Regions from separate parts of the Mus musculus genome. Here all the other regions are linked to region 3. A link is a loop called in an ENCODE intact Hi-C map of the cell type or tissue named here. Cell type or tissue: heart. All regions are shown on one strand. Each heading gives the region's core, and the rest is flanking DNA. Links, peaks and the distances in the headings are about the cores only.

Region 1 (7,317 bases), core at 938-5,937, 59 kb before region 3:
GATGCCCACAACAGAGAAAGGCATGCCAGCCATACCTGCTTATGTGGAAAATATTCACCCCTGTGACCCTGCACCCCATCTGGATAGGAAACTAAAGAAAATGCCTCCTACACACATGTCCTGAGATGCACACGACAACAGTCATACCCCACTGTCAGATTCCACAGGTACATGACAGCCCATGTGCTGCTGAAAATAAAACGGAAAACTCACAGCAGGTACAGTCACGGAGGGCACTATTATACCACAGAGCAAACAATTTGCCTCACACAGGAATCTCAAAACCTTAATATTCAGAGAAAACTAGAAACTGAAAAATATATCCCTTGTGGAAAAGGCTCAAAGTCAAATAAGATAGAGCCCAGGCATTTAGGGATGTGCGTTTAGGTTGTCTTCTTTTTTCAATGAGCAGATCTGACAACTATAAAGGTCCAGGTGACAATCACCCCTGAGAGGTAGGGAACCCCACCCCTAACCAGGGCAGGTCAAAACCTCGGGTGTTCTGCTTCCTACTATTTCAGCTGGGCTGGACTTTCAAGGCGCACTCTTAGGTGAAGGTGTTCCCTCAGGAGAAAGCAAAGGAAGCAGATGATTTGAACACACCAGTACCTTATTAACAGGCACAACAATACCTGCTTCAGCAGCCATTCCAACCTCCAAAACAGCAGCCATTTCAAACCAGCTATTTCACTGGGAGAGAGCTTGCAATGTTGGCCAGCAGCCTTGCCCTGACCCTTCAGAAACACAAGAGGCCATGACGGAGGAGCCCTCAGGATGAGAGAAATATGGAATGAGATGTGACCTTTTCTTTCTACCTGTAAACTCAGAGCCTCCTAGGGGAGATCTGGGCCTGGCTCCTTCCTATTCCCAGTCTGCAGGAGGCCTGGCTGAGTGTGTGCTCAATCTGTTTGCTGAACCAGATGGCGTAAATACTGTTTTATTGTCCAGTGTTCAAAACTAGAAGAAACACAGAGCTGAGCAAATCTTGCCATCCCATCTCAGAGATGGTAAAATAGAGGCTCAGAAGGAGACTTTAGTCATCTCAGCTTACTGAAAGAATGGGTCCATGATAAAGCCTGGGTTTTCCAATCCTCAAAACTGGGTCATGGAGGAGCAAAGATCTACTTAGTAATAAATCCACTATCTGAAGATTACCATATGCCTGTGTTCCATCCCCACCATAGGAGCTTTGCCTATGGTGGCATTCAGGGACAGCACAGACAATAGAGCTGGAAACCCAGAGGAGCAGCCAGGACTCAGAACAGCCTTCCCAAGGCAGCCAGTACTTGATGGGGCTGGCAGTCTGGAAGTGGCCACCCATGTGCAGGCTCTATGTCCGGGAACCAGACAAGAAGTTTCACCCACCTGAGATTGGATGTCTGCAAAGTGCATTCGTTTTTGTTTTCCTAAGCAGGTTTGCTGAGGTCTGCAGTGTTGCTCGTGCTGAAGACAGTGAAGTGAGGTAAGGCATCGGTGTGGCAGCACAGCACCTCAGCCCAGGCCTTACAAAGTCCCCAGCTGCCCATTTTAGTCACCCCTGCTCTCTCCCCTAGGCCTAAGCAATTAAGGATACCTTCCATCTCTGTGGCTTTTTCCCCTTTAAGGAAGTTTGTTAGTGGACTCGGGTAACTTGCAGGTTTTTACCTGGCCACCTTCACTTACCATACTGTAGCATGGGTCTGTGCTCCCTCACTTTTTATTGTTGAATAATATTTCGCTAGTGGATATACCATGATTTATTCATTTGTTTAGCAGTTAATGACCCAGCTTCTTTCTATACTTTGCCATTATGTATAATGCCATTATGAACGGCTACATAAAAGTTTTTGAGTGGGCATATGATTTGTCTTTCACTTGAATAGACATTAAAGGAGTAGAGTCACTAGATGGTGGTGTAATCAATATTTAGTATTTAAGAAGCTGCCTAGCTACTGGGGAAATGACACAAGCTTAACCATTTAGTTTAGTGGTCAAGAGCATAGATTCTTCCAGCTGGACTTCTACCAATGAAGGCCAAGTGCTCATGGACAAATGAGCCTTGGTATCGCTGTCTGTGAAGCCGCATCTATGGGGCTGGTGTGAACTCTGCTGTTGCCTATAAAGCTATAAAGGCTTGGGGGGGTGTGTCCATTGAAATATAGTCTAGCTAAGTAGCCCAGGCCAGCCTTGAACTGACAATCCTCTTGCCTTAGCATTGCAAATGCTGGGATTACAAACATGTGCCACCATGTTCAGCAAACCTTTCTTGTCTTCTTCCTTCCTTCCTTCCTTCCTTCCTTCCTTCCTTCCTTCCTTCCTTCCTTCCTTCCCTCTTCTTTTCCTAACAGCCAGTTGAACCGTGGCCCTGAGGGGGAATGTCCCTCAGAGCCCACAGACTTGCAGTCTACCACAGAACAACTGTGGTACAACTACCTTGGAACAACTGAGTGGCTTTAGGATAATTGCAGCCCCTCCTGGGCCTCTTCTCTTAGTAAGGAGATGGGAAGCACAGCAGGATATAAGAGCTTTGGAGGTGGACCGGACTCCTCTCATGAGGAGGACACTCCCTTTAGAGCATTCACCGGGAACTGGGGGACCTTAAGGCCATCTCTGTCTGGGAAACTCTTTTGATTGATGGTTGACAGCAAAGTCTCTGGAGTAAGAGTACCTGGATCAAATCCTACTCTAGACTCTTAGAAAGCTAGGACTTGGATTCAGTGTGCTCAGAATAGGATATCTTAAGTCCTTAGTCTCCAGCTCCTGGGATAGTGACTGAGACAGGAACTCATTCAGACCTCATTCAATGCAAGGCTGAGTAAGAATTAACCGTGTAAACCTCATGCAAGATCTATACAGCTCAGGGCTCCAGGAGCCCTCTTCAAATCCCAAAGGGGCATTGGATGTCATCAGCTGCCCTCTGCTGCTGACTTGGCAAAGCCCTATGTCATATGGGAAATTGCAAGGTTTCCACACTGGCTATCCTTGGGAGAAGCCAGAACTCTGCTCCAACTGCCCTTTGATCTGCAAGAAACACCAGGCTGGGCGCCCTGGCAGGAAAAGCTATCATTGCATCTGCGCCTTGCTCCCTTGCAGATCACGGGCGGAGTGATACCAGGCATTTTCAAGTAACTACGGAGTCAAACAAGACCACCAATCCTGGACCAGCTTCCTAGGGGACTATACAACACTTCTCCGCCTTCACTGTTTTCAACTGGGCTATGCGCTACTTCTCTAAGTCCAAAGCGGGTCAGGGCTGTTGTTCCAAAAGCCTGGTTTTGCTGAGTACATAATGCAAAGGCTGAGCAGGGACAGGAACCTGCCCAACTGGGTTTGAGTTCTGGCTTTCATAGTTGCCACTTCCTAAGCCTCCCCAACAATGCTTTCCAACACAGGCACTCCTGAGAAGAGCAAGGTATCTTTCCGACACTTATTCTCATGGAAAGGACATTATTTCCCATCTGTCCGTTACACTTCTCAACGCTTCTGGAACAATGAGGGTCTAGTTTACCAGATCTTCTCAGATGAGGAAACTGAGGCATGCAGAGTGAAAAAATGTTGCCCACAGTCACCCAACAGAGGCGCAATTCACACCGGCAGTTCGACTTTAAGTCAGACCCACTTTAATCCAACAGCTTCTGAGTCCTCTCAGGGGAAACTGAGGCCCATAGAAGAGAAAGAAAGATCAGTTTCTCAGGCTTAGTCCATCATCCACTGCGCCTCTGTCCGGCAGGGATGGGGACCTCTAGTGACTCAGGCTGAACCAAACACGCTAGCGACTCTGTTCTGTTATGTCAGGAACGACTAGGATGTCAAGGTATCCCTGCCGAAGACCATGTTTTCCCATGGACTGAGTGTACATGGGACCTGCTCACCCTACAGCCCAGTGCGCACGACCTCAGCGCGGGAGCCCAGCGCGCTTTGGGATAGTTTGGCAGTGTGTTGTCACTGTACAGCTAAAACCCCTCTCTGCCCGCTCTGGTGAGCCACGTCCAGCCCAGACACTCTTGTGTGCCTTCGCTGAGGCAATCATCTCAGCGCCTAGGAACCCGGGGGGCCCGGGAGGACCCAGGGCAAGACGGCTGTGCGCCGCGCCAAGCAAGTACTCCCTTTTATGTCCAGGAATGAGGCGCCGTAGCACCCGGGCGCGCAAACCCAAGCGGCTGTGGCTTACCTGTCGCAGCGCGGGTCTGCAGGACAGCGGAGAGCAGCGCGGAGATGATGGAGAGCAGCCACCTCGGGCGCCGGCCCTGCGCGGTCCTCCTGCAAGAAGCGGTGGCAGAGAAGGTGAGGCGGCGGCTAGGAGGTGAGGCGAAGGTGCAGGGGGAGCGGGGCGCGGGTCCTACCTGTGTGTCATGGTGCAGCCGCCGGACCCCAGCTGTACTTCGCCCGCGGAACAAAGGCTGCGCTCGGTGGCGACGGCGGGATCCCCGCTGCTGCCCGCGCCTGAGTCACCCGCGCTCTGAAACCCGACTCCGCCGCGCCCTGCGCTCCCCCACGCGCGGTGCCCCACCTCGCCGCCGGTCCCCGCTGCGCCTCCCCACGCCCCCTTCTTCCCGCCACCCCAGAGCCTTATGTAACCCGCGAGGAAAGCCCCGCATGCAGACGCAGAGCTCCACAACCCAGGGCCGGCTGGGATCGCTGGGGTTTCCTTACATGACAGACTAGGCTATTGAGATTCAGAGGGGAGTGGCAGTGTCCCAAAGCTACGCGGTTGAAGTCGCTCCTGGTTGCTGTGCCACACCCAGCAGGCCAGCCAAGATCCCACTTGCATGCCCCAGAGTAACACGGTGGGGACGGAAGTCATACACAGAGCGAGGACTTTGAAGGACTCGTGGGGTGTGCTCTGAATATTTTGGAATCCCAAAACCTTGACCAAGGGGAACTGAAGTCCAGAGAAGCCAAACGATTTACCAAGGCATCCATCCAGTGAGCCACACAAGAGAATCAACATTGAAGAAAAGAGTAAGGTCTCAATGTTGACCTAGGCACATAGAGTCAGGTGTGTTACCTGCCCGCTGGGAACAAGACACCCTTTAACTAACAAGCAACACAGAAGGCAGGAATTGGGAGCTTAGCTCTTGAAAAACGCTATCCTTAGGAGCTCTTGCAGTTACTAACTAGTGCACTGCAGGAAACGTGGGGGTGAGGACACACCACAAGGGTCAAGACAGGCAGAGCCATTGGCTTTTAAGGGACCGAGGCACCGGAAGCCAGGAGGGCTCCAAGGAACTAACAAGGAAGTTAGGGGGCATTCTAAGGATACTGCCCACTTAAGGTGGCTTTGACATCTGTTCACCCTGTCTATGGATTTGAACTCTCGTTCCCCTTTTGTGCCTTCTGTGATGGGTATAACACTTGTTACAAATGATTAACCATGGGGAATTGGCTTTCTTGGGTCTGGATTTCTCTATTACTTGTAAAATGCACCAGCCAGATCTGTAACTGACTTCCTAGATAGATTTACCTAAGGAAATTGTCGCACCCAAGGTTGTTCTGTTTGACAGTTAGAGCCAGTGGCTATAAACAGGTGGCCTGGGTCTCCATGTGGTCCGCAGATAAGTTTGGTCAGTGATAGCTTCCAAATTAAAAAGTTAATAATAACAACATTTTATAATTATGAACTGTTTATTAAGATCCATATTTTGTAGGGCTGGAAGGATGGCTCAGGGGTTAAAAGCATGTAGTGCTCTCGAAGAGAACCCAAGGTCCAGGCACCCACATAGAGTAGGCTACAATCACCAGCAACTCTAGTTCCTGCGACCTAACACCCTCCTCTGGCCTCTGTGGGCACTCCTACATGCATGTACATACAAATATATGCACACAAATTGAAAAACCAAATTTGTGGACTATTAGAATTCAGGTAGACCTGATGACATGGAACCTGCATTTTTGATGTCAGATTTTATTGGAATTTCATCAGTTGGGCAATATCCTCCAGTTTACCATGGTTGCCACCATTTTCTGCTTCACCCATCAACAAGACAAAGGACCAGTCCTACTTAATACCACACTTGAAGTCTGTCTTTGCTCATAAGTCAGAGTGAAACTGGATTGAGAGCTTACCACCCTGTTCCAAACGAGCAAACAAGGGGTCTATGGAGAGACGGCCGTGTCTAAATGAGATAGGGAAGAGCTTATGTTTAATACACAGATACAGTTTGGTTACACATATAAGATGACTTTATGCCACAAGCCTGACCTGCCCCAGGAGGAAGGTACATCCTGTATTCAGCTGATGGGGCTTGACTGTGGTTCAACTCATCAGTGCTGGATACTGCAGTAGATTCCTTTACCGCCCTCTCAGAGAAGTCCTGTGTACACATTTGTTGTTTCTAGGTAAGCACCCGAGACCCAGCTCCTTGAAATCTAAAGACAAAGATCCCCTTGGGTCTTCTCTCATGTGGTGACTGGAAACAGAACCTGGCCGATCGTACTGGTTTACTTCTCCTTCACCTGGAAAAGGCAAGCAAGATTGTTGTGTTGAAATTTGGCCTGAAGGTGGGAGTTATGGCCTAAGACCGGAGATATCTCAGGCCTAGGAGCTGAGAGGGAGCGGGAGAGGGTCCCCTGTGGGTGTGGGACTGATGGGGCAGGAAGCCAAGTGAGGCATTCCACCTCCTGTCAGACAGTGCTGCGAGGGCTTAAGTGATTTCCTTCCATTCAATGTGGAGTTGTAGAAATAGCCAAAAGGAAGCGTCATGTCATACCCCAGCTAGTCTAAATTGTTTACCACGGTTCAGGCCAATCTGCAAGACTGGGACGTGTGGAGACTGGGGATTTAATGTCCTGAATTCTCCAGAACTTGACTAAATGAGTAGACTGTCCATTTTCCTATAATCCAGCCAAATGTTCCAGGAGGCTCTGTCTGCAAGGGCATTCTTCAGACTGTCTCCAGCAGCTGGAAGGGCACTGGAACCTGGAAGGAGCACCCCAGACCTGGTCCGAGAAAAGGTTACCAAGACTCAGTGCACGGCATTCTGAACTGGACTTTCTTCAGTATGTGGGTAGGATGTGTCTTTGGTATCTCACAGGAGATACACAAAGCCTGCCTTGTGCATCTGATTAATGGACAGAAAAGGCAGAGTTCACTAGCCTGCTAGAAGTGAACTTATTAAAGTAGCCAGAGAAGAGGGCTGCCTCTTGGATGACCAGGAGAAAACCACAACTGTTCTGCATACGTCTGCTGCCCAGGAGGGGCTTGTACTCTGAGGAGACCTCAGCAGTGTCTATGCAGAGGAGGCTTAGAAAACGTGTTGTTCAGCATGTCACATAATGATGGATTTGAAAGTCTGACAAGCCAGACAGGCAAGAGAAAACAGGAGAGAGGGTGCATAA
Region 2 (7,317 bases), core at 1,296-6,295, 85 kb before region 3:
TCGAAAATGCTGGCAAGAGGCTGAGGCAGCATGGGCCCATCTCCTGCTCTGCTAGTGAAATCCTAAATTGTGTCACATCCATGGGATGCAATCTGACACCTTCCAAAAGTACCAATGCATATGTATTCTTTGACCCAGTGTGAATGATAAAATATATTCACTCAAGGGAATTGGATGTAGCCTCCCGAATGCTGTGAGTCCTTAGGTAATGATCTGAGCAGTAGCCAGGATACAGTCAGTAAAAAGAAAAGAATAATTATCAGCAGGAAGCAGCATGTAGCAAATACATAAGCATGCAAAGGACGCTGAAGGCCATAGTCATGCTCTACATACGGCTCTTAGCCTCAATGAGCTACATGTGTAAGGTAGCCCAAGAGATGGTGCTGTCTAGAGGCTTCAAAGCTCTTAATTCAAGTATATCTGTCAAGTTCCCACATGCATAATCAATTTATATAGTAGAATATATTAGGATCTCTCCAGAAGGATTTCCAAGAAACTGGGGCTAGAAATCATGTCCAGATAGGAAGTAGAGAATGGAGGATAGATGACTCGCCTCTTCACTGGGTACCTTTACATTATACCAGTCACCTGGTGTGAAAAATAAAGATATTTATATATTCTTAAATCCTTGAATCTGTTTTTAGAAATTTAAGGGCTTGTGCCAGACATAGGGCATGTATCTTTAATCTCAGCATTCAGGAGACAGAGGCAGGTGGATTTCTATGAGTCTTGAGGCCAGTCTGGTCTACATAATGGGTTCCAGGATAGTCAGGATTACGTAGAGAGACCCTATCTTAAAGAGAGAGAAAGGAAGGAAATTTAACAACATGCTTTTTCATTGGGGTGAAGCCATCTTTGTAAGAAAGAAATGAAGAAGGAAGAAAGACCTACTCAGGTTTCCCCGCTCCCTGTCACAGCTCTAGATAAAACACCAAGCCCCAAGTATGTGACCCCTTCTTTGTCTTGTCCCCTCATCCCCTCCCCTCTCTTTTACTGGTAGGAGGGGAAGCTCTCTGGTGGGACCCTTCAGCGTCTGCAGAAGTTGTGGGTCCATTAGGGTAAGTGGGCTGGCTCACATCCAGGGCTCTATTTCTGCATAGAGTTCAGGGATCAGATAAGGGCTCACCTAGGCTTGCACATGGCCATCTCATGAATTCCTATTTCCAGGGATCTGTTTAAAGTGTTTTTCCATAATCCTATCAATCAACCTCCTTGCTTTATGGGCCAGGGAACTGATGGAGAGGAGGAAGAGACATGGTCATGAGGCATAGCAGCAGAATCTGGGGTTACCCAGACCCCAAATCATAAATCCCCCAAGATCCCTGGCTACCCAGCCTTTCTAGACACTGGCCCATAGTATGCCGGCTGGCAAAGGGGAGATGAAGAGGAAGCAGGCTGCAGTGGAGGACTCCTTTAACTTTGGTCAGAGCTGGGTTCCCCTCTAGCCTCTACCCTCTACCAAACATGCAGCCTTTGAGTAGATGACCAGGTTGACATGGGGCCTTCCTGCCCACTTCCCTTACGGAGATCCTATGGGATGGCGACATGGTGTCCAAGTTATCAGCAAGCTGTGCAGCTTGCAAGGCATAAACTTAGCAAAAGCTGTAGTCTGCAGACTCTCTCCACACACCCTCTCTGCTCCCACCTTCATCCGAAGATCCCAGACTAGCAAGAGAGGACAAGTGTGCAGAAGCTGGGCCACAGGCTCCGTTTCCATCGACTCAGAAAGAGAGCCACAGAGTCTGTTACAAGCCTTAGTCCTCAGCCTTGCTCTCAGCAGCCCCGCCTTCCTCCACAGGCATGGTCCCACGGCGGGCGCGGTATGGCGGGGAACGACCCCTGGCCTGGAGTGACCCACACTCAGGGCTGGGCCTGTGCCTGCTGGCTCATTTATCCCTGGCTTCCAGCGGAAAGGCCACCTGCTCAGGCAGCCACGAGGGGCGGGAAGGAGGAGCCTGGGAGCCAAGAGAAACAGGCTCGGCAATTTGGTCCATGACTTGTCCTGGGATGGCTTTGTGCTGGGGGCAAGGGAGAGAAGGAGGTCACAGCTGGTGGGAAGAAATCTCTCCATCTCGGAGCGACAAAGCCTGGAAGGCTGGGAACTCTGCTGGTGGGGGCTGCTAATGGGACTCTCTGGCCTGGGGTCATTGAAATGGCTCACACTTCTCCACAGATTTTAACATTTATCATAGGGCAATTTGAACAAAACTGTGTGTCTAGAACATTCAGCATACACTTCTCTCATTATTATAATTACCTTGTTATTTTTCCATGTAGTCCTTAAATTGGAGGTCAAACTGGCATGAATGGATCCCATCCTTGTCCGTGCGTGTGTGTGTGTGTGTGTGTGTGTGTGTGTGTGTGTGTGTGTGTGTACATTTGAATGAATGCATATGCAGAAGCTAGGGGCCAACCTTTCACTCCTCAGGAGCCACTGAGACTGGGTTTCCCCCTGGCCTGGGGCTCTCTGATTTGGCTAAGATGGGATTGCTGGCTAAACCAACATCCAGGCTCTGAGTCTGAAGTTCTAATGAGCATAGGTAGGGCCAGCCTCCAGCCTCCAGCCTCACCCTACAACCACCTGCGTGCTCATCCATCAACTAGATGTGCAAGCTCCTTCCATCCCAGGGAGCCTCTTCAGAAGCCACACAGCCTCAGGGCAAGCAGTGAACCCCCAGGCAGAAGAGGTGGGGCTCAAGTTCACTCAAGTTCTCAGCTGTGCTGCTCATGAGCTAACCCCTCCCTGTCTCAGAACCCCAATTTGCACCGGATTAAACAAGATGAGCTGTCTGTGTATAGCTGCTGACCCTCAAACACCTCATGGGCTTGACTTTAACTTCAGTCTTGCTCCTTTATTTCTTTAATGCATAGGAGTTTCATGGGGGATGTGGGGGGTTGGGCATTGCTCAAATAAAATCTGTCCCCATGCTGTGCCTCGTATAGTGCTGAAGATGTGGAGGGAGCTGAACCCAGACCAGAAGCTCATTATCTAGGAACGGTTAGCGGTTATCTGTTCATGCTATTTGCGAGCTCCAACGCTTTCAACCAACGCTTTTCAACCAACGCTTTCAATAGCTCCCTGGTTCCTTCAACACAGAGTCAAAATTCCATTCTGGGCACATCTGGGGTCAGGGGTAGAGCCTAGCATTTATGAGTTTCTGGATCTATCTTCAGTGGAGTGTGAGGGACACAGAAATTATCATCTTCTTACCCTCCCCTCTTTCCTTCCCTCCTTCTTCTCTTCTTTCTTCTGTTCTCATGCTGTTTTCTAAGTCACTATTATTTTTTAAAGTTTTTTATATGCATGAGTGTTTTGCCTGCATTTATGTCCCTGCACCATGAACATGCAATCTCTGCGGAGGTCAGAAGAGAATGTCTGATCCCCTGGAACTGGAACAAGAAATGGCTACAAGGCACTGTGTGGCTGCAGGGAGGTGAGCCCAGGTGCTCTGCCAGAGAGTGGGTGCTCTTAAGCACAGAGCTATCTATCTCTCCAGAACCCTAATACTATCTTTTGCATCTTCTCACCAGTATTTCCAGGCTCGGTCAATTGTACCCCAACACAAGGAATTCCACTTTCATCCTACAGGCATCCCTCCCTGTACAATCACAGGGTTTGGCAGAGCTGGTAGTCTGCAACGTGGCCTGAGGAAAGGAAGACAGACAGAAACAGCCTGGGCCTCTTGCCCTTGGAAAGTTCGGTGCAGAATCCTCAGTGATTTCAGGGTGGCCCCTCCCTAGGGCATAGGGAGAAATCATCAGAAGGCTTTAGAGAACACTGCAGAGGAAAATCTGAGCAGTCCCCACAGGGTGCCACTCTCTTCCCAAGGGTCCGGATGCCAGTTTCCATGGAAACCAGGAAAGAATCCTAACAGTGAAGAAACAAACTGGACTGGTAGGTTCAGCATTTGGAGGAGGCAAGAAACAAGATCCCTCCTCTGTGCCACAGACCCCTGGACACCTATATCTCCTTTTGCACTCCAGCCTCAGTTTCCCTTTCTGTGCACTGGGTTGGATCAGCCTTTCCATCTGTGGGGTCTCCTGTCTGGCCTTTGGAGCCTGATGTCCCTAGGGAACCGTATCTGGCTTTGCAAAGCTCTATCCCACAGATGACCATCTGGGACCTGAGCCCAGGGCTCTTGCTTGTCAGCATTTGAAGCCTCAAGAGACTTAGTTGCTTTCCTCTGGCACCAGGTCAAGGCTGGGATATGGAGAAGTCCCAAGAGCCTTGCTGCACAGCCAGGAACGCTCCACCACTGGGCTCGGCAGCGGCCCCTAGCGGCCACGCGGGGACCCGCGTCTTCTCAGAACTTACAGACCGGGGTCCGAGGAATACTGAGTGCTCTTGGCTTGGAGGAACCATGAGGAACCCAGATCCCAACCACAGAGATCTGAAAGCGGCCCCGGAAGCAGAGGCCCCGGAAGCAGAGGCCCCGGAAGCAGAGGCATGACATTATGCAGTACTCTGTGACCACGCTGAGCCTAGAACCCAGAGGAAGAGCTCTCATCCTGTTTTCCAACGTGGATTGCCTGGGGAGGCAAAGATATTCTTCTCTGTTTGGCAGAGCTTCCCATTCATGCCTAGAAAGCTGACAGAACACTTAGCTGCTCTTCATCTATGGTGTGTGTAGTCCCTCTGGTCAAGGACGCTCCATGGTGGTTGTAGCCTGGGCTACAGCCAGCAAGCAATCAAGGGGCCGTTCAGGGTAAGGTGGGAGTGACTGTCTTTAGAACCCTATCATGGCTCCTCCAGTCCAGAATTCCCTGTGTTTACCTCAACTATCGCTCTAAGGCTGAAGGAGGACCCCTATATCACCCTTGTCACTTCCCAGTTATCTTACTGGGAACAGCAATGCCCATCCTTCTTAGGATTATTAATATAGTTTGTTGTCAGTTCTGAATTTTGATTCTCCATTCTTCACAGATGCTAGGGAAAATCTGCATTGCTGGGCCTACCCTTAGCCTTTTTTACTTTTTATCTCAAGACATGGTTTCACTAAATTGCCCAAGCTGGCCTCAGCCTCCCCATAGCTGAAACCACATACAGGCCTCTGGTAACAGGTCCATCTAAGATTTTTTTTTCCTTGAACATTTATGCAGAAAACTGGCCCCAAGGACTAAGGCACACCCCACACCCGTCGTTTCTCTGGCTCTCACTGTCTGGAAAGAAAAGGCATGAGGAGTTTAACCAGCTGCAGACTTCTGAAAAAGAAATCTCTCTTTCTGTGGACAATATCCCCCAGTCCACACCCATCAAAGGCCACCTGCTTTCTTCTTGCTCACCTCCACTGCTGGAGAGCTCACTCCTAGTCAACAGCCCTAAGAAAATAATAAGTCTTCAAGGGTTTTGCTCAGGCTGAGCTAAGCCTATCCTCCCTGTGGCTGCCCCACCCTGCCAGCTGGCAGAGCTCTGGCCCCTGGGTAGACAAAAATGTCAACTTCCATACGGTGGTCTCTCAGATGTCACAAGGGTACTAGAAATGGCACTAGCCTTTAAGACAGCCTCCAATCACCAACTCCACACATGGCTTCAGAAGTCTCTTTGCTTCTTCCAAGTCTCTGGCTCAATATCTGCGAACTAGAGTCTGGCCTAAATGTTTTCCCAAGGCCCCTGCCAGGTCGGAGTGCCTCCAATCCCTCATCCTCCTCGTCTGCCTCCCAGTTTTTCTAACCACCCTAGGCAGCGATTCCTTCAGGCCTGGAAGAAATGACTCCTGCAGGGGCCAGGAGAACAGTTCTCCCACAGACTTCCTGGCCTCGCTAGAACTGGGAAGCAGCGGCGCCCTCGATAATGTCATCACACTCTGCCTGTAAAGAAAGCCAGCCCCACCCTGGAAGGAAACTGCAAGGACCCTCCAGCCTCAAGAGACCCTGGGACTACCTGACTCCCTACGTGAGGGACATGAACACAGCACGGTGCAAGAGGTTCTTAGACAAACCTACCTCCCAAAGCACTTCTTAGAAGAATGTTTTCCTGCCAGGGAAAAGTCCTGGGCCCACTTAGAAAGGAGACCTGGCCGGGCGGTGATCAAAGACCCCATTTTTCTGAATTACAGAAGAGCATTTTTCTCCAAGTAAACTGAGAACGCCTCTTCCTTTTTCCGGTTTTCATATATAGCAAAAGAATTTTCCTTCTCAATGAAGTTACTGTGTGAGCACTCCCTCAAGCAAGTCTTTCTCTCTCTCTCTCTCTCTCTCTCTCTCTCTCTCTCTCTCTGTCTCTCTCCTTTTCTCTCCTTCCCTCTCTCCTCTGCTCTAGACCCTCCATCTTCCCTCCCCCTTTCTATTCTAGAGAGGTTGGTTAGTAAGGGTCTAGGATCTGGGGTTTAGGGCTACAGTTTATTTCTCTGGTCTTAAACTGGCAAGTAGACCTGCCCAGTGGTAACCTCTTCAGCCTCCCAGTCATCCCCCCACCTGTCCCTCTCAGACTCTCTCACTTCTCACGAGAGATTCCTAGAGAGCAAGGGAACAGCTCACTCAGTCCAGGATCAGACATGAGACAGGAAGAGGGCTCTGCCCGCCCGCCGCATCCCGCTGCCTCCACTGTTCTCATGGCGTTTCCCATGGAAGCACCTTCTATGCTCCAGCACCTCACTGTCCTTCCGTGGAGCCACCCTCTTCCTATGCACTTGCTGCATCTTTTCGTGGGCTTCCAGGTGGACCACTCTAGCTTACCTCTCAGTCCCCAGCAAAGCCTTAACAAAAGTGATCTGGGAATGAACTGAGTGACAGGAGTCAATACTATCCATGGCCTTTTGCTATGGGCTTGTGCTGTGCCCAGAACTCAACAGTTTGCCAGTCCAGCTCCTCCTCATGCTTGATTCTCTACCTAGTGGAAAGAACTGTCAGTCTCGCTTCACATCTGGCAACCAGGATATAAATGGCAGGGTGACAAGGGCTGATGGTTGTTCCCCTCCCGATTGGTCTCAAGGAAGTAGAATTCTCTAGGCTTTGGCCTGGGTGGGTGTGATGCCCTGTCGAAGGTAACAGCCACAGGCAAGAGCCAGTTTCAACATCAGCTAGATATACACTGGGTCCTGTGTCTGCCACTAACCACTCGGGTGGCTAAGGGCTAGCCACTTGGCCTCTCTGAGCTGAGGCCTTCCAGTGTGTATTGTGTGGACATGATGGACCCTGGCTGAGAATATGAGATCCGTCACTCAGTGAACATCAGGATAAACACGGGGCCTGGCATACATGGATCACTTGGGTTATAGTCAGAGGCCTAGATAAGTTGATTTCTTGTTGACCTCTGCCCCCCCCCAACTCAACATACCATGTCCCAGATTAGCCTCACAAGCATCTTACATCTCTGAG
Region 3 (7,317 bases), core at 1,346-6,345:
CTGTCCAATGAATGGCTGTGAGCATCCACCTCTGTATTTGCCAGGCACTGACAGATCCTCTCAGGAGACAGCTTTATCAGGCTCCTGGATGGTAATTCCTTCAGTCTCTGCTCCAAATTTTGTCTCTGTAACTCCTTCCATGGGAATTTTGCTCCTCCTTCTAAGAAGGATCGAAGTATCCACACTTTGATCTTCCTTCTTCTTGAGTTTCATGTGTTTTGCAAATTGTATCTTGGGTAATCTTAGTCTGAGTTTTCTTATTGGTGGGTTGAGGCTCTTTGTATTTAAGGTTATTGTAGAGCAGAGTTTGCGACTTCATATTATTTTGTTAGTTGACATTCTGGTTGGTTGACTTACTGCTTTCCCTTCCTCACTCCCTGTTAGTTTTAGGGGTTTGCTGTAGTTGACATGAACAACCCATTCCTGACTCTTTTCTTCATCCTTCACTGTGTGTCCTGTCCTGTGTCCTCATAGTTGGACTGATCTCTCTTCTTCCTCCCTATACAAAAGTCCTTTAAGGCTTGTCTTCAGTGTCTGCTTAGTTATTAATCAAATTAAGTTGTATTATCACCATAGTATGTGGGGTGAGGACAGCTAGTTTCCGTAGTTCAGACACGTTAAATCAGTGTGTCCTCCTGATGAGAAGAACTTCTTGTCACTGATTGCTTTCTTCCAGAAATTCCTGGCAGAGTCTGCCCACCTATCTGAAGGAAGTTATCATCCTGTCCCTAGGGAGTTAAGAACAGAGTTCCTGTCCCTTGCCTGATGCGTTGATGGATCACACTGAGCTCACACTGTGAGTTTGCCTACATGGCACTTGAGGCTGGGGCAGAGAGAGAGGAGGTGGTGTTTCCTATAGCTCAGGTTGGCCTCAGACTCACTATGTGGCTGAGCCTGGCTTTGGATTCCTGACCGTCTGGTCTACAGCTCCTAAGTGCTGGGATTATAGGTGTGAGCCACCTCATCTGGTGGCATGCAGGATTTTTAACTGTTCTCTATAGGCCAATGTGCACAAGCCTTGAAAACTGTGCTCAATGAAAAAAGCCAAACTTACTTGGCCTCATGTTCAATGGTATGGAAAAAAAATATAGAAAACGCAAATTCGCAGAGAGAGAGAGAAGATAGATCTTTGTCTGCCGGGGGCGGGGGAGGGGGCAGGGGCGGGGGGCGGGGCGGGACAGGGGCAGGGGCGGGGCAGGGGCGGGGTAGGGCTGGGCATATTAGAACAGAACTGACTGCCACAGACTGAGGATTTCTCTGAAAGCCATGAAATAATCAGGAATTTGATGGTGAAGGCACAGCAGAATAGATGAAAAATGTTAAAACAGCAAAATTCACAATTTATCTCCTTTTGCTTTTTCCGTTTTTTTTTTTTTTTTTCTTTTGAGACATGGTCTCACTCGGTAGCTCGGGCTGATTTGAAACTCACTCTTTTAAAATTTTGTTTATTTCTTTTTTGAAGCTGGACTGACGTAGCCAGTACGTCTACCCATTGACTCACCTCTACTCCCTTGAAATTCACTCACCCTTAGCCCAGGCTGGTCTTGAACTTGCAGTGGTATTCTTGCCTCAGCAGCTCAATGGTTGACATTAGAGGCATGAACCACCATGCCAGGATCACATCTTAGTTCTTTTTAAACCTATATGCCATAAATATCTAGGGTGAGTGAGTTTCATCTCTTCTCAGTGGACCCTGCCATTATGTCTTAAGTTCCAAGAACCTCAGAGTGTGTCCTGAGCAAATCCACCCCCAAGATCCTTCCATGCTAAGGCAGGATGGCTGGGGACACGGCTCCTCAGTTTAGGATGTGGGTCCTAGACATGTTCTGTCTGGAAGAGCCACCCAGACATCCATGATTGGTAGATCTGGTCATTATCCCCCAGGACTCTAGTCTGTTTTCCGTTTACACTTTTCAGCAGGAATGTGCTGAGCACACCCCTCCCCCATCCCGTGGGTGGATCTCGCTCCATGGCTTCAGGGTTTGTCTGAGCTCTTGGTTCCTAAACCATGACCTTGAGCTCAGGAGGCTGGACCTTCTCCCAGAACTCCATCCAAACCACTTTCCACCAACTCTGAGTGAGCTGGCCTTCATCAATCTGATATGAGGAGGAAAGCTAGAGAAGGCGTATCAGACCAGGAAGGAACCTTCTAGATTAATCATCAGCCACCCCTACTCCCCTCCACAATCACCATTCCTTGGACAAGGTCCAGAGCAGAGAAGGAGCCATCCCTGAGTCACCCACAAAGTAAACGAGGAAACAAAATATCAGATCTCTGTGTCCCGGTCCCTGAAGCACATGGAGCCTTACAGCCAATTATTTCTGTTGCAACATCAGCCTCAGTAACTCCAATCCCATTAAACAATCTCCCACACAATGAAAAGCAAATGGACTGGCCCTCGGCCAGCCCCAGGACAAGGGGCTCACTCTCCCAAGACCGTGCTGACAAAGTTACAGTCTCAAACCATGTTGAGAACAAGTCCCTCAGGCAGGCACTTTCTTTGTGGCAGAAGCTCAGCTCACTCAGGGTTGCCGCTGGGATTAGAAGAGGCTCGGGTTTCTGTAGAGCAAATCTCATGGTCTCATAAAACATCATGGTGGAAAGGGATTTTCTGTCACACAGGCAGTGCAGCAATGGCCTCTGTGGTGGTCCATTCCCTGTAAGTTAGCTAACCAACTAGTACTTGTTACACACCTTCAGTCTGCTACCCATACTGGGCACTGGGGCCTGGGTTCGAATCAAGCAGAAAATCTGCCCTTAAAAGCTCTCAGTGTCTTTGAAGGAAGACAAGGCAGAGAGATTCAGCAGAACACTGTGCTGATGCAGCAATGCTCTAGATTTGCTTTGGGGGCCAGAGAAGGCTCCTGTGTCCAACAGATGGTGGTTAAGTTGCACCTTGAAAGTTTCCAGTAGTCTAGGAGATGGGCTCTTGATCCCGATCACTCTGTCTCCACCTCTGAGCCATAAGGAGCAAAGGTGCCTGGTATATTTGTGGAGGGGAGAAAGCCAGAGGTAACAGGACACCACACTGAGCCATGTCCTATTGGGCAGTTCCCACTGGGGTCTCAGCCCTAAAAACTGGGCCTTATGGAATGGAAGTAGGGTCCTGTGTACTATCCTGTCTGAGGTCCTAGCTCCTGGCACGGTGCTTAGCTCAGTCAGCTCAGTGACTTTCCTCCACGGAATGGGTGAATGCAAAGAAGAGTTAATGATGCTGTAAACTCCAGGCTGCAGCAAGCACCATGCTGCATGCTTACCATACACCAAAAAAATAAAAGAAAGAAAGATAATGCTTAAGAACTTTATCAGTCATATCACTAATATCAATACCACCAGCCTGGGGAGATGAGAGGACTGGGCAGAGAGGCAAGAGATTATGTGTCTAAGTTCACATGGCTAAGAAGATGCTTAGCAAAGTTCAAACCAGACCACTGTCATTTGTGTGCCACCTCTCCTGTGTGTGCTTAGCTCCTGATGCTTCCACATAGAACCCCTACCTGCAATAATCCCCACCTCCTCCTGCAGTGGGAGGAGCCATTCGAGAAGAGATCTGGATCAATGAGGAGCTTTGATTATCAGATCCACATCAATCTAGGGAGGGTGGAAGTTTCCTCAGCCTAAAGGGTTGTGCCCAGGCTCCTTACAACACAGCATGAAGATGAGCTTCTCTGTGGACGCAGGCTGTGGCAGACATGCTGGAAAGTGGACCCTGCCATCTTCTCTGCTCTGTGCCCTTACAGGCAAAGCCAGACACTCCCCAAATGGCAAGAAAGGCAAACCCACAGGGATAATGCTTGTCATAGTCTCAAACATCTGGCTCTTTTCTGTGCTCTAAATTTGGACCAAGTAGACGTCCACTTCCTCCTAATCAAGATAAGCCCAGACCAAGGCCCTACACAATCCTGCTGGGTCACTTAATTGCCTTCCTCTTGGGAATCCTGAGCCAGCCGTGGGGAAATTTTCAGCTAAGACAAAGAATGGAGGTCAACCCCTTGTTGCATCCTAATGACTTTTACAGACCAGTGAGCCACGGGAGAGTCTATTCCAGTCAAAGGACCTGTGGGTTTTCTTTTCTTTTCTTTTTAAAGAAGAGACTGTATTTTAAGATTTTCCAGGTCATGGAAAAACAGACGCAAAGAACACCAGTATGACAGTGTTCCATCCCATTGTTGTCTAAATAAAGCCAGATCAAGTTCACTCAAGAGGCCAATTCTCTAAACCACCAGAAAGTGACCCTCTGAGAGTGGTGGTGGGACACATGCCACCTCGAGTCACCGCCCTTCTTGTGGCTGGTCACAAGTTTGGTATTAACTGTACTTTCCATTTTAAAACTTTCTTTTATTCTGACTATAAAAGTAGTACTTTTATAAAGTTACTGTTGAAACTTTGGAACATTAAGAGAAAACAAAGAAATGGATAATACAAAAAAAAATCCTTCAGCCAACTATTAGTGAATGTGACCTCTTTAAAAGACAAAAATCAAGATCACGGTGTATAAAGAGTTTAAATTTTTTCCACTTAGTGTTATCAATAGCATGATCAACTATGCTCAATACTCTCCAAATGTGTGCAATTCAAACGAGATAAATGATAGCAGATTTCTGAGTGTAAGTGGCTTGCCGCCCTGAGGACATTTTGGTAGTGTCCAGTTTCCTGAGGGATGATCTTAAAGAAGCATTTCTGTCTTAATGGCTAAGCATACCTTTGGGAATTGGGATCCCTAAAGGAAAGGAAGTGAAACCCTGAAGTTCTGATGGATATTCCCCAATCGCCTCCATCCTGTTTAAGAAGTGTCCACTGACCAACACAGGGCATTGAGTTCCAGGTACAAAGACACAGGGGTAGAGGCAAAGAACCCAGCATTTTGCCTGAGGGAACCATGACCTATTGCGGGCATCCCTTGTCCTTGCACCAGCTCTGGGTGAGAATGCTTGCCTCCCTAGCTTCTCTTTGACCCCATGGTCTTATTTGAGGGCCACCTGTTTGGTTCTGGTTTTGCTTTCGTTTTTCAAAGGTAGGGTCTCATTGAGCTTCAAAGTCAATGTGGAACTGGATTAAACTGGATCTCTCAGTTCAAAACACTTCCCAGCCCTTTCTGTCTCTCCCTCGAGGGCGCCTGGATCAATGCTCTGTGCCACCACACCCCACTGACAACGGTATTTTTATAAAATTAAGTCTCAGCAACTCAATCATTTTTAAATATCCTTTCACTGTTGTTTTTATTTGCTGCTCACTGATACCCTTTCCCAAGGGTTAGGAACTCTGCCTGTCCCTGTGTCTGTCCCTTTCCATGTGTCTCTTTCTTATGTAGGTGCATGTGAGACTAGTCTGCTCGTGTGCTTTTTGTTTTGAGACAGGGTTTCCTTATGTAGGCCCAGCTGTCCTGGGCTATGTAAACAAGTTTGGCCTTAAGTGTACAAAGCCACCTTTGCCTCCCAAGTGCTGGAACTGAAAGCATGAGCTGCTTCCCAGCTAGACTTTTCAAAATTATTAAGATGTTTGTTTATTCTCGTTTGCAAAAGCTTTTAATATAGTCCTTAGTTGTCACCTGGCACGGTTTTTAGATTATTTTTATTTTATGGGTATAAGAGTTTTGTCTGTTTGTATATGCATCACATGAGTGCAGAGCTCGTAGAGAGGCCGGAAGATGTCAAATCTCGTGAAAATGGAGTTACAGATGGTTGTGAGCTACCTTGTAGGTGCTGGGAACTGAACCCCAGTCCTCTGCAAGAGCAGCTCATGCTCTTAGCCACTGGGCCATCCCTGCAGACCCTCTGTTTGATATAGTTTACAAAAGTTTTCCATTTCTGTTTTGAGGTCTATGCTGCTTTCTGTTTTAGTTTCATCTTCTGTGGCTGTGATAAAATATCCTGGGGAGAAAACAACTTGGGGAGAAAGTGTTTATTCAGTTTAGAGCTTCAGGTTCAGTCCATCATTGTGGGGAGGCCAAGGCAGCAGAAACTTGAAGCAGTTAGCCCATCACATCCATAGTCAAGAACAGAGAGGAAGCCGGGCGTGGTGGTGCACGCCTTTAATCCCAGAACTCAGGAGGCAGAGGCAGGCAGATTTCTGAGTTCGAGGCCAGCCTGGTCTACAGAGTGAGCTTCAGGACAGCCAGGGCTACACAGAGAAACCCTGTCTCGAAAAACAAAACAAAACAAAAACAAAAGAACAGAGAGGAATAAATTCGATACTGGGCAAATAGTGTACCCTGAGATATCGTGGATATCTTTGAGCATACATATATTCTGTTTCATCAGCCCATATTCATTAATATAGAAACAACATTCCTTCCCCAACAAAATGAAAGTCCTTCCATGCTCAAATAAAATTAAATGCATATTTAGGCTCAGGTTCCCTTCTCCATTCTCACACAGTTCAAAATCCCCCACCTAGAGAATGGTGCTACTCACAGTGGTTTTCCTCCTTTAGTTAATGAAATCCAGATATTCCCTTACAGCTAAACTCACAGGCCAGCACAATTCAGACAATCCCTTACAGAGACCCTTCTCCTCCTCCTTGATGATGAGTCTCTATATATAGTGTTAAATTGATATTAAAACAATCCATCACAGTCCTTATCTGTCCCCCCTCTCGCCATCTGGAGCTTGGTATCAGATCTGACAGTGTAGGAGTGAACAGAAACAGACATGATCCCACACAGCATGGTTGGTCACTTAGTAACTCAAGTGAGCAAACATCCCTAAAGGAGAGGTGAAGCCTGGGGGAAATGGAAGGCAAAGATGTGGGAAGGTCTCTCAATGGCTAGAAGTACAGCATGCGTCTAGGTACAGCTTCTGAGAAACACAGGAAGGGACCTAGAAATGTCCTTAAGAAAAAGCCTCCAGGGGATACATGTGGTAGCAGAAGGAAGGGAAGAGGTTATACAAGCAGGTGATCTCCTAGAAAGCCTATCCTCAGGTGTAGTTGGGCCAGATAAAAAAAATCTCATAGTTCTGTGTGACCCTGCCTGTCCCCTGGGGATCACTGGCCAATATGGTCCTCGAGGACACTGAGAGCCGAGATGATGGATGGGGGGGGGGGGAGCAGCATTCCAGAAGCCCTGTGAGTGACATTCCCAGAACCAGCTGTGGGCAGCCAGATCAGCTTCACTTGGGATGATTCAAGGCTTGTATAATTTGGGGGACAGGGTTTAGAATATACAGGATGGGCAAAGATCATTGGCTGAAGGCTAAGGTACTGAAATGCCTCGTTGGCATTTCGGGAATCTCAAGTGCTAGCTGACCATGTTCTTATCTACAGAGTAGAAAGGAAGTTGAACCTGTAATCTAACTAAGGCTACGTGACATCCTGCA

The links. Hi-C counts contacts between places; a loop is a spot of excess contacts. Peaks named below come from ENCODE experiments on the same cell type or tissue, not always from the same donor. Only the 100,000 strongest peaks of a DNase experiment are listed, where the experiment ranks them.
Region 1: it touches region 3 in a loop (3.0-fold over the local background); 6 of 42 quality-filtered maps call a loop at or near these places.
Region 2: it touches region 3 in a loop (2.1-fold over the local background); 3 of 42 quality-filtered maps call a loop at or near these places.

Annotation. Positions count from the first base shown.
Region 1 is chr4:47,205,368-47,212,684 of GRCm38, reverse strand. Col15a1 (collagen, type XV, alpha 1) reads right to left here and starts at 4,673. Exons shown (of 40, transcript NM_009928.3): 1 at 4,323-4,673; 2 at 4,151-4,239. The coding sequence starts at 4,333. It overlaps Gm12426 (a long non-coding RNA gene), which reads left to right and starts at 3,059. Exons shown (of 3, transcript XR_001784287.2): 1 at 3,059-3,391; 2 at 4,099-4,263; 3 at 6,319-7,317. In heart, for the core only: a CTCF peak has its summit at 3,721; DNase peaks (open chromatin) are centred at 3,736 and 4,554; H3K4me3 peaks cover 1,239 bases; H3K27ac peaks cover 611 bases; H3K27me3 peaks cover 4,764 bases.
Region 2 is chr4:47,231,989-47,239,305 of GRCm38, reverse strand. All of the region lies in intron 2 of Col15a1 (collagen, type XV, alpha 1), which reads right to left. The region is part of intron 3 of Gm32317 (a long non-coding RNA gene); the gene reads left to right. Among named protein-coding and RNA genes, the nearest start is that of Gm32317, 9.7 kb to the left of the region's middle. In heart, for the core only: a CTCF peak has its summit at 4,277 (motif pointing left); DNase peaks (open chromatin) are centred at 1,905, 3,695, 4,185 and 5,605; H3K27me3 peaks cover 723 bases.
Region 3 is chr4:47,146,748-47,154,064 of GRCm38, reverse strand. No RefSeq gene overlaps it. Among named protein-coding and RNA genes, the nearest start is that of Gm52731, 38 kb to the right of the region's middle. In heart, for the core only: no CTCF peak of the experiment used is centred there; DNase peaks (open chromatin) are centred at 2,084 and 3,934.